2 separate regions of the Mus musculus genome follow, and region 1 is linked to region 2. The links are chromatin loops, found by intact Hi-C in ENCODE. Cell type or tissue: left cerebral cortex. All regions are shown on one strand. Each heading gives the region's core, and the rest is flanking DNA. Links, peaks and the distances in the headings are about the cores only. Region 1 has its middle 44 kb from the start of Gm34562. Region 2 overlaps Eif3h (eukaryotic translation initiation factor 3, subunit H).

What was found. A loop is a pair of places that touch in the nucleus more often than their neighbours do. Peaks named below come from ENCODE experiments on the same cell type or tissue, not always from the same donor. Only the 100,000 strongest peaks of a DNase experiment are listed, where the experiment ranks them.
Region 1: it touches region 2 in a loop (2.7-fold over the local background); 8 of 42 quality-filtered maps call a loop at or near these places.

Annotation. Positions count from the first base shown.
Region 1 is chr15:51,692,655-51,700,994 of GRCm38, reverse strand. No RefSeq gene overlaps it. Among named protein-coding and RNA genes, the nearest start is that of Gm34562, 44 kb to the right of the region's middle. In left cerebral cortex, for the core only: a CTCF peak has its summit at 4,080 (motif pointing left); a DNase peak (open chromatin) is centred at 4,086.
Region 2 is chr15:51,829,699-51,838,015 of GRCm38, reverse strand. All of the region lies in intron 2 of Eif3h (eukaryotic translation initiation factor 3, subunit H), which reads left to right. Among named protein-coding and RNA genes, the nearest start is that of Eif3h, 32 kb to the left of the region's middle. In left cerebral cortex, for the core only: a CTCF peak has its summit at 3,785; DNase peaks (open chromatin) are centred at 1,880, 2,856 and 3,743; H3K27ac peaks cover 436 bases.

The DNA.
Region 1 (8,340 bases), core at 64-8,063, 140 kb after region 2:
TCCAGAATTGGTTAAGCTCATCTAGTTTGCTATCGGTAGATAGACCCATAACAAAGCACATTGTTCCCTGGGGTTTACTGAGCTAGTTCAGAGTTCACCTTATAAACGTGCAGGGTAAAAATAATACTCAGGTGCCTTTAAAATTTGTGATGATTGATCTGAGACTTCAATTCTCCTAAATGCTCTAGTGCTTCAAACTAATGGATTCCAAGTGGACGCTTGTAAACAAATGTTTCCAATTTTACATACATGCTTTAATATAAAAAATTACGGAAGAGAGTAAAAATTGCTTACAACTTGTTACTTGGTACTTGCATGGCTTATCCATGGATCGCCACACCTGTAGTCACTGCATCATGAATGACAGTAGGAACTTGCCGGAGCAGACGCTAACAGTGGTGGCCAGTGGTCTGCTTCCAGGACATTGCTACATTGTATCAATTAGTTATATTTTACAAATTTTATAAAGTCACACTCACATGTACTTTTTAACAGGACTTGTGCATATACACTTGGCAATGCTATAAGGCCTGTTGTTTGGCCAAACACAGAAGTATTTATTATGAGGGTATTTTATTTTGTTGTCTATGTTTTGAGAAAAAGTCTCTGAACATAGTTCAGGCTGGCCTTGAACTTGGCAGTCCTCTTGCCTCTGCCTGCCAAGTGCTGGGTCAATAGGTTTATCATACCATGTCTAGCCTATGACTTAGATGGGATTAATACTTTCATGATGAAACTCTAAGTAAAGCACATTCTATCCTGTGAATAGGTGGACAGATTTCATCAAATCAGTTAGGATCTCGAAGACAAGGACTGATAGAGTGATTGGCACAGATTTTCTACTTTCTTCCTTCTGGGATTCACTCCACTGACTGCAGCAAATCAGTTTTGCTGACGTTTAGTGTGCCTGTTTGCTCTGTGAGTTTTAGACTTGTTAGCACACACAGTATATACAAAACAGAAGTCTCTCTCTCTCTCTTTCTCTCTCTCTCATTTTACTTCTGTGGACAATACAATAGTAATTTAATCTTATTTATTTATTTATTTATTTAGGTGGTAACTGTCCACATTTTGTCCTGCATAGAATTGCAATGATAGTATTATAAATTTCTTAAGTTACCAAACAAAGGTAGGTTGCATACTTAGAATTTTATGCCCTTCTAAGTACGCACTCCAAAGTGATACAAAATGCTCTTCTTCTCTACAGCACTGCCTTAAAGACATGTATTTATCTGTCGTAGTCTGTCGGCTCTGCTCTAGCCGAACACTGGCCAAGAGATTTATGATGAACAGAAATGTCCTACTCAAATCAAAACAACTCTGAGATTCCATCTCACACCAGTCAGAATGGCTAAGATGAAAAATTCAGGTGACAGCAGATGCTGGCTAGGATGTGGAGAAAGAGGAACACTCCTCCATTGTTGGTGGGATTGCAAGCTTGTACAACCACTCTGGAAATCAGTCTGGCGGTTCCTCAGAAAATTTGACATAGTACTACCGGAGGATCCAGCAACACCTCTCCTGGGCATATATCCAGGAGATGCCCCAAACGGTAAGAAGGACACGTTCTCCACTATGTTCATAGCAGCCTTATTTATAATAGCCAGAAGCTGGAAAGAATCCAGATGCCCCTCAACAGAGGAATGGATACAGAAAATGTGGTATATTTACACAATGGAGTACTACTCAGCTATTAAAAAGAATGAATTTATGACATTCCTAGGCAAATGGATGGACCTGGAGGGCATCATCCTGAGTGAGGTAACCCAATCACAAAGGAACTCACACAATATGTACTCACTGATAAGTAGATATTAGCCCAGAAACGTAGGATACCCAAGATATAAGATACAATTTGCTAAACACATGAAACTCAAGAAGAACGAAGACCAAAGTGTGGACACTTTGCCCCTTCTTAGAATAGGGAACAAAACACCCATGGAAGGAGTTACAGAGACAAAGTTTGGAGTTGTGATGAAAGGATGGACCATCTAGAGACTGCCATATCCAGGGATCCATCCCATAATCAGCCTCCAAACGCTGACACCATTGCATACACTAGCAAGATTTTGCTGAAAGGACCCTGATATAGCTGTCTCTTGTGAAACTATGCCGGGGCCTAGCAAACACAGAAGTGGATGCTCACAGTCAGCTATTGGATGGATCACAGGGCCCCCAATGGAGGAGCTAGAGAAAGTACCCAAGGAGCTAAAGGGAACTGCCACCCTATAGGTGGAACAACATTATGAACTAACCAGTACCCCGGAGCTCTTGACTCTAGCTGCATATGTATCAAAAGATGGCCTAGTCAGCCATCACTGGAAAGAGAGGCCCATTGGTCTTGCAAACTTTATATGCCCCAGTACAGGGGAACGCCAGGGCCAAAAAGGGGGAGTGGGTGGGTAGGGGAGTGGGGGGGGTATGGGGGACTTTTGGGATAGCATTGGAAATGTAAATGAGGAAAATACCTAATAAAAAAATTAAAAAAAAAAAAGAAAGAAATGTCCTACTCACACTTCTGGAAGCTGGGACTCAAGCACAGGTAGCAGCAGGGTTGACGTCTGAAGGCCCCACCTCCTCTGTTTCACTTCATGTGACGGAAGGCAGAAGGGAAAGAAAGGGGCTGGTCCTGAAGGGTGTTTTGTAGGGTGTAATGAAGGGAGAACCTTCATCACGTTCGTCCTCTAGAGCCCCAACCTTTTAATGGCACTAGAGTGGAGATTAAACTTCAATGTGATTTTAGGTAATGAGGTAGTGCTATGGGTTATGACTTATGCCATAGCACCAGCCCACTATTAAAATATGAGATGTTGAAAACAAATAATGTTATTTCAAAGTTAATTCTTGCTAGGCCCTTGAAATCCTTATGTAACCAAGGCTAGACTTGAACTCCTGATCTTTGTACCTTTGCCTCTCATGTGCTGGCTTTACAATCACGTGCAACAACACCTGGCTGGAGAAAGAATTTTAAAGGTTTAGGTTTATAAACTAGGTGGTACTTTATGTCCTTCTGTCTCCAAAAGTGAATCACGAGGTCTTCGTTACTGTTTTTTTTTTTGCTGTGAGGAGACACCGTGGCCAAAGCAATTTGTAACATAAAACATTTCATTGGGGTTTGCTTACAGCTTCTGAGGGCTAGTTCATGACCACTATGGCAGGGAGCTTGGCGACAGGTAGGCATGGCGTGGCAGTGGAACTGCAGCCAAGGGCGCACATCTGATCTGTAAGCTGCGGGCAGAGATGGAACAGGAGCAGAGATGTTGCACCGGCACACTTCCTTTGTGAAGTTCGCCTCCTAATCAACCCTTCCCAAACAGTCTACCAACTGGGAACCAAAGACTCGAATATGCGAATCTATGGAAGTCGTTCTCGTGTAACCTGCCATACTGTGTCTCTCATTCCCAAACATTTTTAACACTTTAAAAACAAAAACAAAAATATGGAGACAGAATTTCCTAACCTTCTGGGAAGTCCAGTGAAAAGATTTAAGGTACGATATCTCTCAGTTTGCCACAGGAGCGAGTGGCAAAGGAAAGATGGACCGTATCAGTGAAATTTTAACCAGGACCTTTGCATAATTAACGCATTACAAGTAGGACATTATAAGTTCAGATACCATTGTGTTTGCTTGACTGGACCTTACACACACCTATGAGGATAACCTTTAATTCGGAATGCAAATAAACCGAAGTGGCAAATGCTGAATAATGATTTCACTGAAAATTTTTCTCGAAGTAACACCAGATAGTCACCATTTTGTGTGCACTGAGCAAGGTAATTTTTACCATAGAGTTAATATTTTGGTTTGGTGTTAACATACCATATGATGGTAGTCCTTATTTTAACTTCTGGTTTTGGTCCTATTCTAAGATGGCATAAACAAATAAATGCAAGCGTGTTGAGGATGGGTGTTAGAAGGGCCTGTGGGCTGAGCTCAGTGGGAGAGAACTTGCCTACCTTGCAGGGAGCCCTGAGTTCAACTCCCCAGTTCCACAGAAGAGAAGGGATGGAGTAATTAGAAAGGTTTGGAGCTAAGGTTAGGCTCTTAAAGGTAAATGACTGAAGTGCGCCCCCATGTGGTGGGGGGAAAGGCCACAGCCACTAGCCACAAGCTACAGGGCGATACCCAAGAACTGGAAGTAAGAAAACAATCTGAACTCAGTGGAAAACCTCAGGGGCATCGAGGGACGCTGAGGGCGACAGTGCCAACTGGCATCTGTCCAGGATGCTAATGCCCCTCTTCTTACAGAAGTATCGAGGGACCGAGGGAGGAGGCGGGAAGGAGGCTAACTTGGAAGCCTATCAGGAAATACAGGAAATTTAATTTTAAAATTAGAAAAAGTTTTCATTTAATAGGATTAAGGAGAGCATTGGGTAAGTACTGTTTAAAAATGTAAAACTGCTCAGAATGGCAGCCGGCCAACCATCTATAGTAAGTCGCTTCTCCTCCCCATTATCTAGAATGGTTCTTTGTGTTTAACTTTTTCCCTCTGAAATACTAAACCCGTTGGCTGCTTGATCCATTTTAGCACATGCTTGCAAATGGAAGACATACAACATGAGGGTGTGTTTATTATTATTTTTTTCTTTAGACTGTAACTTTGGTTAAAACTATTGAAGTCCTGGCTTAGGGCTGGAGGAAAGGATTCCCTTTCTCAGGTAGCCAGAGTGGTCCTTAAGCAAAAAGGAACTAAGAGGCCCGAAACCAGATAGGAATAGAACTGATACCAGAATTTTTAATGCTGGAATACTACCCACGAACAGGCTCGGTTAGGCAGGTGCGCGCGCTGTGGCTCTTGGAGACACAGGGTGGGATGAAGTCTTCAAAGAGTACACTGTGTTTGGCTGCACAATTGTCTTTCCTCTTGGCAAAAGCTTGACTATTATACAAGGGTGGAGAGGAAGGCTAGGAAGAGATGAGGCCGGGTACACCCCACAACAGATTTCACCTTTAGGACCTCTGGGGGTTTAAATAAAATTCAAGACATAGAGTCAGTTCTTGAATACGTGACTTACCACTTAGCACATGGTATTTTTCAAGTCCAAGTTTGCAACTCTTTAAGGTGTATTTTTCCAAACCCCTTATTTTTCCATACTTATATATGGGACAGCCAAACTCTGATTCCCAGAAGACTGTGGACGATGCTTAAATCCCTGACTAGGCATTTAAGAAAGCAGGTATGACATCTCTTTAAGTCCTGGAGGAGAAGTGGTCTGTCTTTGAAATGAAATAACCCCCAGGATACAGTCCCTTGGTATCCTCAGTACACTGTTTCCAGGATCCTTCCCACTGACACAGAGCCTGCTCTCAGATTCCAAATCCACTGTGCAAAGCTACAAAGCTGCACAGTGACTGCACAGATGTCCAGATAGACTCATAATGAGTAGAACATCTCTGGATTTTTGTAACACAAGTTAAATGCATCTGAGTAGTCCTGAAGCTGAAATTTTGGAGGAAATAATAACACAAATATAGTCACACTCAGGAGAGTTGTGATTTTTGTGGGTTTAAAAAATACTTTTCATTTGAAGCTGTTTGGCTCCATGGAGATAGAGCCCATGGATAGAGAGGACCAGTTACATGTACAGAGTCTGACCACTTCTCAAATACCTATTGTTATCTTGGTGTCCAAGCCACCATTGTCCCCTGGCCTTTTCTAATGCTCCTTAGCTGCTGTTCTCTCTGCTCCCACTTTTGTTCCAGTGGAGCCTGTTGTAAGCACAGAGTCACAGTGACCATCTGCTAAGTAAGACCGTGTTCCTCCATCTTCAATGGCACCCATTTTTACTCAGATGAAGAGCCCAAGTCCCTCAAAGGCCTAAGGACTCTGCTGGGCTGGCCCTGTGCATACCTCCTGTCTCCCCTGCTCATACTTACACCTAGCCATGCATCTCTCTGTGCTTCATCAAGTAGCCCAAGTGCAGGCTTTCTTTTTTTTTCTGAAATATTTCTCTGAAATATTCTTCCATCAAACAGCTGTGTGAATTTTTTTATGCCCCTTGCCATTTGCTGATCTCTAGCATGGCAATATTCTGTGGTATTTCCTTTAGAAGACTTTTCACTACCTATCACCTACAAGGATTTATCTTTGTATTCTATATAGATGTGCCCGGGTCTTCTTTAGAGACACCATCTGTGGTGTCCATGCCTGCTGGGACTGTACTACTATTTAACAGCGATCTGTTTATTTCTAGCTTATGTAAAATGATCTTGAGTTTTATAAAGTCAATATTTCTTTATTTGGGGGCAGTTATATTGAACCATTGAAGACTTCCTGTGTGGATTCTTGAAGTGATTTTGGATGGCTGAGGTTTAGCTATAAGGATATTTCTTGTGAAGTGAATTATACTCTCCTGTGACCTCACCAGACTGTAGACTTGACCCTTACTGCAATGGTGGTTGGTGAAAGATGCTGGGGATAGAATGATGCTATTAACTCAATAGGACTGATGACCTTACAGGAGAGAAAAACCTTTGTTCTCTCTTTACCTATACAAAAGATAGGTCATATGAGGAAACAGTGAGAACGTAGACTTCACGTTCGAGGCAAGAAGCATCCTTACCAGGAACTGGGTCTGTAGGCACCTGGACTTCCTGGAGCCCAGAACTACAAGAAATAAACCTGTGTTAAGCTCAGCAGTCTGATGTGATATTTTGTTTTGGCACCATGAGCTACCTTCCAGAACGACAGAGAAATACGAGAAGAATAGCTTGTCCAGAGGAAGTTTTAGATGCTACTTGGCCACCTACTATTGTTTTTGTACGTTTTTTATAAGCACATTGTTTAATGGCTATATAGTATTATTAAATGAATTTTTCGGAAATAAGGATGAACTCAGGACCTTACAGAGGCTAACAAGACAACCACTTTCCCATGGAGCTGACTACTATCTGGAGGGTCTCCAGAATTGTCCAGGCAAGCCACAAACTTGTAATCTTCTGGCCTTAGACTCTCAGTAGCCAGGACTGCATATGTGTGTTGTGGCTGCTCATGGCTAGAATTGGAGTAGTTCCTAAAGTAAAGATTTCAATGAGATAAAAACCCTAGTCATCAATACACTAACTCAAGAATAACTTTTATTGAAGGCACTGATGTGTGGATGCCCTGTTTGTCATCTTTCCATTACTGTAACAAAATACCTAAGGTAATTAACTTAAATAGAGGAAAGGTTTATTTTGGCTGATGGTTTTGGCAGTTTCAGTTGTTACTTTCTGGCTGGTGGTAAGTCAGTCCATTCTGCAGGGAATGTATGAAGGATAAATCTGCTTATTCCATGGTATCTAGGAAACAACCAAGAGGAAGAAAGAGGAGAGGATGGGGGTCCCTGTTTCAGTGACCCAATTTCATTCCACTGTGTCTAATCTCTCTCTCCCCCCCATATTTTCAGTTTTCCCTTATTTATTTATTTATTTATTTATTTATTTATTTATTCCCTTTATCCCAATACCCTCTCTCCCCTTCCTCCTGGCCCCCCTCCCATACTTTCCCTCACGCTCCCTCCCCTTCTCCTCTGAGAGGGGGAAGCTCCACCTCAGTATTCCCCCTCCTCATACATCAAAAAATTCCATCACTTCTCCATATTGCTGAGACTGAGACTTTGACATAGAAATGATTGGTAGGAGCTTGCCGAAGCCTGGTTAGAGGCAGTTTTTTGTCCTTATATTTCCAGTTCCAGGAGCTCTGAGAGAGGCTCCCTAGCCCCCAGCAGTGCTTGTGTTCCTCAGTCCATTCTTTCTAAACACAGCCTGGGGGTATATCCTGCTGCAAAGATAGCTTTGATATTTTAGATGGTTGTAACTTGAAATCCGAACCATATCCCACCAGATCTGGGACGTGGGAAGGAAACAGCCCATAACCAAATCAGCTTCTTCTGCAGTCCAGATTCAAGTTTTGATACTCAGGAACTTTCTATCAAATTTCTACCACGGGCCTTGAAGGAGCTTCCTGCTTCTTACTGTAACCCACTTCTAAAGAAGGTGCTTGTGCTGGGACAGTGCTGGGAGGTCCCGTGCATAATGTCATGGCTTCTCATTTTCTACCAACTTTACAAAAGGATTACAACAAACAAGAGATGTTGCCACAAGGAAGGAGTGATGGCCGTGGCAGTTTCTCCCAAGGATTGAGTAATAATTTCTGATTCTCACTTCACACCATTGCCTCACTTCAAGCCTGGCAGGAACTTGGCTTCTTAGGTCAGCTCCTGCTTCATCTCTCAGACTCTTTCTTATACCCCCAGGAACTGGGCATTAAAACTGTAAGAAAGCGTTAATGTTGGTGAATAAGAATTCACTCATTGGACCATTATAATAGCTACAAAATCCCTTATAGTGAGTGTAGG
Region 2 (8,317 bases), core at 1-8,000:
AACTATCCACATTTGTGGGACATAGTAAATAATGTGGGCATCTCAAGAAATAAAGAGCAAACTGCTGTGATGATTTGACTTGGCATTTATTTGGAGAAAGTTTCTTGACTGATTCCTTGACTTGAGATGTGGCTGCCCCTGTAGTATGTAGGGCTCGAAGCTTTGGAGAGGCGTGCCCATGATAAGCAGGTCTTAGTGTGCTGTGCTAGTCTCAGCTTTGTGGACATTTAGTCCATAGCTCTGTATAAAACATTTAGTAAAATGTTTGATACATTTTAACTATTTAATAAATAATTCATTTTACAAGTCTAGGCAGCAGACCATGTCACAATTTATATAGTTCTGGTTTTGTTGTTGTTAGTCATGGTACTATTTGAAATGTCAAAACATAAACATTTGATGATTTTGTGGTGACCGTTGAAAGCAATGAACTAATTTAGATTAATGCCTTACCAACTTATTTTGATCACTCAGACTGTGAGTAAAACTTTAAAATGATATGCCTTGTAAGGTGGTTAGAAAATACGAAATAAAATCTAAATGTGAAACTGAAATTTCAGTATATTCAGGTCTTTTTGTTGTTCTTAAGTGTTTTTTAGGAGTACCTATAAAAGTGTGGGCAAAATCTGGCTTCATTTTAAAACTTTCAACAGTGTCATTGTGTTTATTTCATGTCTTAAATTTCACTTTTTAAAAATTAGTTGAGAAACACCATTGCGCAGAAAATGCACTGTTGAAAATCTGGTCCATGTGAAAGGTTTTTCTGCTTAAAGAAACGAAAGCGCTCTACGCCGTCCTCTCCGCGGTCCCCAAGTGTAAGTGCTATGGTTTGGAAAGAAGCCAAGGAAAACCTGTTTGAATTTTGTGCAGACTTAAAGTAATACTGTAAGATTTGAAAATTACAGGTGGATATAGTACTTAAATAGTATTTAAAATTCCTAAGTTTCCCAAGTCTAAAAACATAATCCTTAAATTACCATTCCCAGTGGTTTAAATTTTAATTAAATAAAAACTGTTTTACTTTTGATCCACAACAACTATAGGTGAAGATATTTGAATTATTACTAAATTTCAAGCTGATAATCATTAAGAATGAACTATTTAACACTAATTAAAATGTCAAAAGACCACAATTAGACCATGTAAGCAAAGGCTCTGTTATTTCTGTTTTTCTATAAACCGTTTCCTAAGAAGCAAGTTTCAACTCATTTTCTATTTTGCCTAGAAATGTTGACCAATTTCAGTCCTCCAACTAACTATATTACCTTACCTGTAAATTGTATGTGTATAACTAGACTAATTATAATTAGGTTTGGTGTTTTTGATGTGGATGTTGCATTTTCCAAAGAGAAATCTATAAGACGTAAAGTCCGTTTGTTGTGAATTAACCTTTCTGCTTGAGATTGCTCCCAGGGAGCTTTCCATACCTTCACTGTTTTCTCACCTGAGTCTTACTTAGTACCTTTGTAGAGACCAGCAAGCTTCGTTGGTACCCTTTATCTGCTTTCTGATGTAGTGAAACACAAAAGCAGTGTTTATTTTGACCTAATATAGTATAGATTTATATACCCTGAATCACTTCCTGGCCATGCTCTTGTGTGCATTTATTTACCCTTGTTTTTTCTAACATCTAACTGTTAGACATCGTTTAACATGTAGGCAGCCTCTGCTTGAATAAGGAGAGGATTGAATGTTCATTTCAGCAGTCTTTGCAGAGATACGTCCACATTATTTCTATTTGACAGAACTAGATAGGTGGTGATGCTGTACAGACGTGTTTTATAGCAGGTAAGTTTAGAGCCAGCAAGTAGGAGTCTGACTGCAGAGCTAGTTGGAACTCTAGAGATTTCTGACCTGCCGTTAGCCTGAGCAGGCTGCAAGGATGACAGCAGTAGCTGCAGCTGGGCCTCTGCCAGCCATCCTTACTGAATCTTACTATGGGTTCTGTTGGGGAAGGGGAGGACTGCACGGGTCTGCTCCTTATGGAACTTGGCTGTTTTGAGCAGCACATTTGGCTTGAAGCACGGAAGCCTAAGAGATGATGTTAGTTGTTAGGTGTTATATGATGTTAGAGGACAAAGTGAAAACTGATAAGTGAAGATGCTAGATTCATTTTGTCTGTCTGTCTGTCTGTCTGTCTGTCTGTCTGTCTCTCATCCATTCATCCAAAGTAGGATGACAAATAAATATTAATTCTGTGATTTAAAATTACTATATAACAAAATAATTTATTCTTGAAATTTTACAAACGGATCATTCTTGCATTGTATTAGTAGTATATTAGTAGTAGTGTATTTTATTCTTTTCACCTCATTTGATAGCAACTCCCGGTGCTTTAAATGTGCTTAGTGAGTTGTTTTGGTGTTTGTTGTTTGAGACAGGGCCTCGTGTAGCCAAGGCTGCCTAGAAACCTTACTGTAGCTAAGGGTCTTCTCAAACTCATTCTCCTCCTGCCTCCTTCCTCGGCGCGAGGGCTGCAGACAGGAGATGGACCACCACCTATATTTACATAGTTTTAAAGTGTATTACTAAAGTTCCTCGTATTGTGAATTATTTCTCCTTAAAATGTTTTATTTTGATTTATCATATTTCTATCAACTCAACTCGAGCTCAGTTCTACCTTCAAAACAGTAGAAATTTGGTACTAGAACAGTGTGAAGGATTAGGTGAAGAACAGTGAGGCGATGCCTTGATTTTCCTCTGGTGCTTCAGTAAGGAAAGGGATGGTAAGGAGAGGACACGGCATACTCAGACCTTAGTGTGTCTAGGTGCTTCCTATTGCTTCACAGATTCTGGGTGTGAGCGGCAAGCCAGACTGCTCTTTCTTCAGAGTCACCCATGTGTTTCTTTTCAGATTGTCTCCTACAGGGCGTTGACTAGAAAAAACACTAGTAGCTAATTATGGGAACTGTACAGGCAGACTTAATAGTTCTCACTTGGGAACTATACATTTCCATTGAGAGACATGGAAAAGGAGGTCTAGACTGAGCTTCTCTGTGGTTCTGGTTTCCCCTGCTAGTTTGCACATTTGTGATATGGATCATATGGTAAGTAGGGAATTGAGGAAAGAAGCACAAGGTTAAATTAGTGGCGCATCTAGAGATGGGAGCTCCAGCTAACATGCCTGTGCACGGAGATCCAGTTGAAGAGAACTGGACTGATCCTGCTAGTTTGTCAGAGACGCTGTCAGTGAGTGGTGCAGACCTGAAATCAGCTTACAGTATTCACTTAAAGCATTGCCATAGCTGAAGTCTGTGGTTGTTGAATTTAACCTAGATTTCAGAAAATGTAAGTTTATGTGTGTGTGTGTACCATACTCGTTAAAGATCCAGAGCAGCTCTAAGCTTTACATGAACCATAAAGTAGTGGTGGTTGAATCAAGTCAGCTCAGGCATTCTGAGCACAGTCTCTGGAAGTCAACACAGCCTCTAGTATTGCTACCCAGAATGGAGAAACTAACTGAAGTATAGATTAAGCCGAGTAGAACAAGTTCTTATTAAATGCCACTGACTGCATCTGCAAATAGCTCGAATAGATGGTTTTATTTAACGGAAGAAGTCGGTGCCTGACTGATGGCACAGGCTTTCTCGAATCCATTGCTTTGCAGATGACTTAAACAGACAGTACTGATAAAGCCTGTCATGTGAATTTCCTTCTTTACTGAGTACACAGTATGGTTAAGTGATATGTTGTGCAATGCTTCCAATCTGCTGCCTCTGCCATCTGGGCAAACAGAATGAAAGAAAAGAAACGGATCCCTCTGCTGTAAGGAGGCTGTGTGAACACTGGGTGCCACTCGTGGCACACTGAGCTGTGGCAACTGTCTTTGTGACTAGTGTAGGTAGCTGTGTGTAAAATGGAGGCCTGTAACATGCCCAACTCTCACCTTCCCTTTGGATGGCCTGGAACCCGTGGTTGGGACAGAGCAGAGCCACGTGGAAAACCTTCACGCCCAGAGGAGAAGGTACACAAGGGCGCATTACTGCACTGTTTTCAGCCAGTCCTTCACCCTAGTCTAGTGCCAAGTCTTCCGAATGGTTTGTTTTTACCAATGTTTCAGGGGGTGGGGTTGAGCTGGTGAAAGAAGGCAGATAAATTAAAATAATTTCCTCCTTTTTAAAATCCAGTGCTGCTCTAAGTCCTTGAATCAAATGTTGAGGTGGATGTAATAACTATTGGCACTTCAACATCACCGTCGTGAAATCTTTCTGGAACCAAATTATGCTCCCTAAATTCCCTAAGACATTTAGTTCCCATTTTAAAAGGCAGCAGTACCTATAGCTGGGAACATTGCCTCCGACCTTTCAAGTTGTACCGCCGGGGACCTTTGAAGGATGAAGTATTTGGAGCAATAATACACTTTTGTCGGGGCGACGTTCTCATTTGAATCTTAGGGCTGTAAAGCAGGTTTGTGTGCTTATGCTTTTCATGTCGCTGCTGCTTGTTATCATAAAATGTGTGAGCCCTTACTCTACTCTACTAACCATGGTCATCTGGTTGCCTCCCTAGGACGTAGCAGAGCCTTGAATGGATGCTAATAGTACAAAGCCACTGTGGTTTCTGAGGCTTGCCAATCATGGCTCCAGTTCTGAAACATTCAAAATAAAACCCACTCTTTCTTTTTACTTTGACTTTTTACTTTTTTTATTTTCTTTTTGAAAAAAGAGTTGTCTTATCAGAAAACATGGTAATTTCAGCAGATCATTAATGGGAAGGAATTAATAACAGAAAGTGGTTGTTGACCCCAGGAAGTAGGTTAAATAGTGCAGCGTGGTAATAAGGACCACATATGATAAGGCGAAGGCACCTGGGTTTTATTAGGCTGCTTGATACTTTGATCACAATATTATTTCAAGGCTTGTCTATTTAAATTGCTAAGGTTTCTTGTCATCATGATTTAGATCACAATTTCTTTCATTGCAAAGAGATTTTCTTTTCTTTTTCTTTAAAAGAAAGATTCTGGCCAAGCCAAAATTTGGAGGAGGTGCAAGTTCAACAGCTAGAATAATCTTAGAACAAGAAAACCATTGCATAGAGACTTGAAAGCCACCGGATACCAGGTCCATCTGACTTCTCCATAGCTTTTGCCTAGACCATAATTACACTTCATATGGTAGGGAATGCTATAAGGATGACTGGAATAATTCAATTAATTATTGTTTGATATAAATATACACATTTGAAACATATTTCATGTTTCGAGACGGCACTGAGGTTCTCAGCTTTCCCTCCCAACTGCTAAGTGGTTTGATGAACATCTTCAAGAACGTATGGAATTATTTTTAACTGCTTCAGCCATAATGACTGAATTATACTAATCACAGAAGTTAACTTGCTTGATAAATTGTCTTGCCTTTGAACCTGAAATCTTTAAACTTCAGTTAGCTTAATGCCAGTAAATGAAATTTTTACTCATCAGGACCATCAGCGTTTCCTTCCACTGATTTTCTTTATCATAGAAGTAGTCTTTCACTGCTATTTAATGGTTGTTTGTTATGTGTTACAGCAAATGCCTTAGCTTGAAAAAACATTTATTTTCAGTAGTGAAGAAAGGAACGGGAAGGGTTAATAATTTAAGATACTATTATTAGCTTAGTAGTAACGATGGTCATTCAGCAGTGTTTAACATTTATATGTGATATGCTTTGTACATTTATTCACATTCCCACTAATTATCATTGTTTTGATATTTGAGTACCCTGTTATAACTGCTATAATTTTACTTCAGTGTTTCCATTTCCCTGTGTAACTTAAGCCTTGTTAAAAGCATATAAGAATTTAAGTCCCCTTTGATTTGCCCTTGGTAGTAAAAGGAATATGTGGACTTGACATTCAGTATTATTTTTTATTTTCCCTAATCAGAAAAAAAAGAGGAAAAAGTAAAATTAAGCAAAAGACTTGAGTATTGGAAAGGTTGCTTACCAAGAGCTATGATTCTTGTCTTGAAAGTAGGGTCCTATTTTAACTTGTCATGTACAACTTGTTGAATCAGGAAAGATGAACTTGAACAAAAGATGGAGGCATAGATTAGGGACATATATTCGATACAAGCATAGAATGAGAAGATCTGTCAGGGAAAGCAGAGATTTATTTACCTTGGAAATGGGCTGAAAAAATAGTAAGTAGAGCCAGCTTCTGGGATGCTTGAAAATGCAGTAGTCAGTCGGTATCTAGCATTTTGTGGCTTGGGGAGGGCCACCAGAAGGAAAGGAGAGCTTGAAAGAAATAGTTAGTAACCGTAGGTGGACAGGAGGAGTTGGGAGAGCAGAGAAGGTGGACTAGAGGTTTGCTACCAAGTAACTCCAGTGTCCAGAGTTAAGTTTTTGTTCATTAGCCCCTTTTAAAATATTTCATATAATATACTGGTTCAGTGATAAGTGGTATGTGCTAAGGTCAGATATGTAATACATGTAAGCTGTTGGTGACAGGCCAGGAGGTTCACACATTTCATAGTAACTGTCATCCTTACTGAAATGAGGTATTTAAATTCAGTAACTGTAGAGAGTTGTTTAGGTTATTTAAAATACATAGAGAGTGTGAACTAGTCAGTGTGGTGTGGATGTGAGGTGATATTTTTAAGGCTATCTTCTAGGAAGATGATTATTAAACTTCAAGCAGAGCTCAGACCTACTAAATATACAAGGATGGTGCTATTCCTCAGTTGTGTCACCTCAAATGCAGTTTAAACGACTTGGTAACCTGACTGATCCATTGAATGGGTATTTTAGTAGTGCCATCCATCTTTAAACCTTTACGGTGTTGGGGGAGTCCACAGCCAAGGGGAAGGGGAAACATAAAATTTATAAGATTGCCTAAATAATACTTGAAATGCTTTCCTTAAAAAATCCCTTAAAGTGGATGTTTTTCCATGGATAATTGAAACTTCTCAGACTAATGTCTTTCACTTAAAAAATAGGAAAGGAAATTAGAATCACTCTTAATTTCCCTTTCATGCAGCTATTCTTCATTATTTGTTTAGCTATTGATTCCAGCGATCTCCTCTTATCTGTTGATTAATCCTATTCTACATATGGAACAAACCAGCAGCGGTGTTCACTAACAGCAAATACCGAGGCTTTAGCAGTAGAATAGTTTTACCGCTATTAGGAACTAACTATAACAGATCTTCTCCTCCAGTTTTAAAACTGGATAGATGATTGAAGAGTAAAAGCCCCGGCCCTAGAGGTTAGCTCTCGGGTGTAGCCATCTTTGTTGTCTTGTTCACTACCATTATTGATAATGCTAGCGCTCTAAGAATACTGGTCATCGTTACCACTTTCTTAGTGTTTGGCAGGTACCAAATATTCTATTGAGCACTTAGCAAGTATCAGTTTAATCCAGAACACTTACGTGAAACTTGGTTCCTGCTATTTTAGTCCATTTGTAGAGAGGGGTAAGATTGAATTAGGAAAAATGAAGATAAATAACCAGGGCAGAAGGCAGTCCAGCTTGACCCTGAGTTTGAACTGTGTAGGACCAGACGCACTCTGGATCTTGAAGGTGTGTGTTCTCTTCTGTGAATGTTTGCATAGTCACATTAAGTAGCCCTACTCTAAAAATTCAAAACCTGTAGTGTTCCTAAAGCATTTGGTCTCTGATAAGACCCTCTTACGGGTAGTGTTTGACCTATATGCATTTGAGCCCTGAGCTTGGTCCCTAGTGCAACTGCCACAACCTGGGTGTGGGTGGGGGTGGGGGTGGTGGGGTGGGGTCACATTTGTAGTATCTCTAATGCTGGACTCCCAGGTGAGATGCTCTCAGTAAGTGTTGTGATGAAATGACAGGCCTGAGACATACTTGAGTAAAGGTCCTTTCAGCAGGAGGGCGGTGTGTTTGCTCCACCTGGCATTTCATGAGCAGGGTCTTGCAGACAGGTGGTTCCTGTTCTTACCTCAGCTTTCCCCTCACTCTGCCAGCTGTACCGAAGCGTTTGTTTACCCTACAAGTCCAGAGTCTAACTTGTTCCTAGACAGTGATTACCTTAGCCCCTCTGCACCTCCAGTTAATTAACTCCTGCTTCTGTGTCAGGACTCAGTTTAGATATTTTCCCTAGACCCCACACACATAGCCTCGCGGCAAGCCCGGACTACATACATGTTCACAGATCAAACGCTTACCCCACAGTGGTGCTTACCCCATTACAATTATTGAATACCTTTATTCTGAAATTGGATTTACAGAGGTTGCAAAGATAGTACTCTTGGCACACCCTTTAGTCAGCACATGGAGATGTTCTTTATTTCTGACTCCTCTGGTTTGAGGATGGAGGTGTTGAGATACACTAAATAGCACAGGCTGGCTTTGAACTTGATATTCT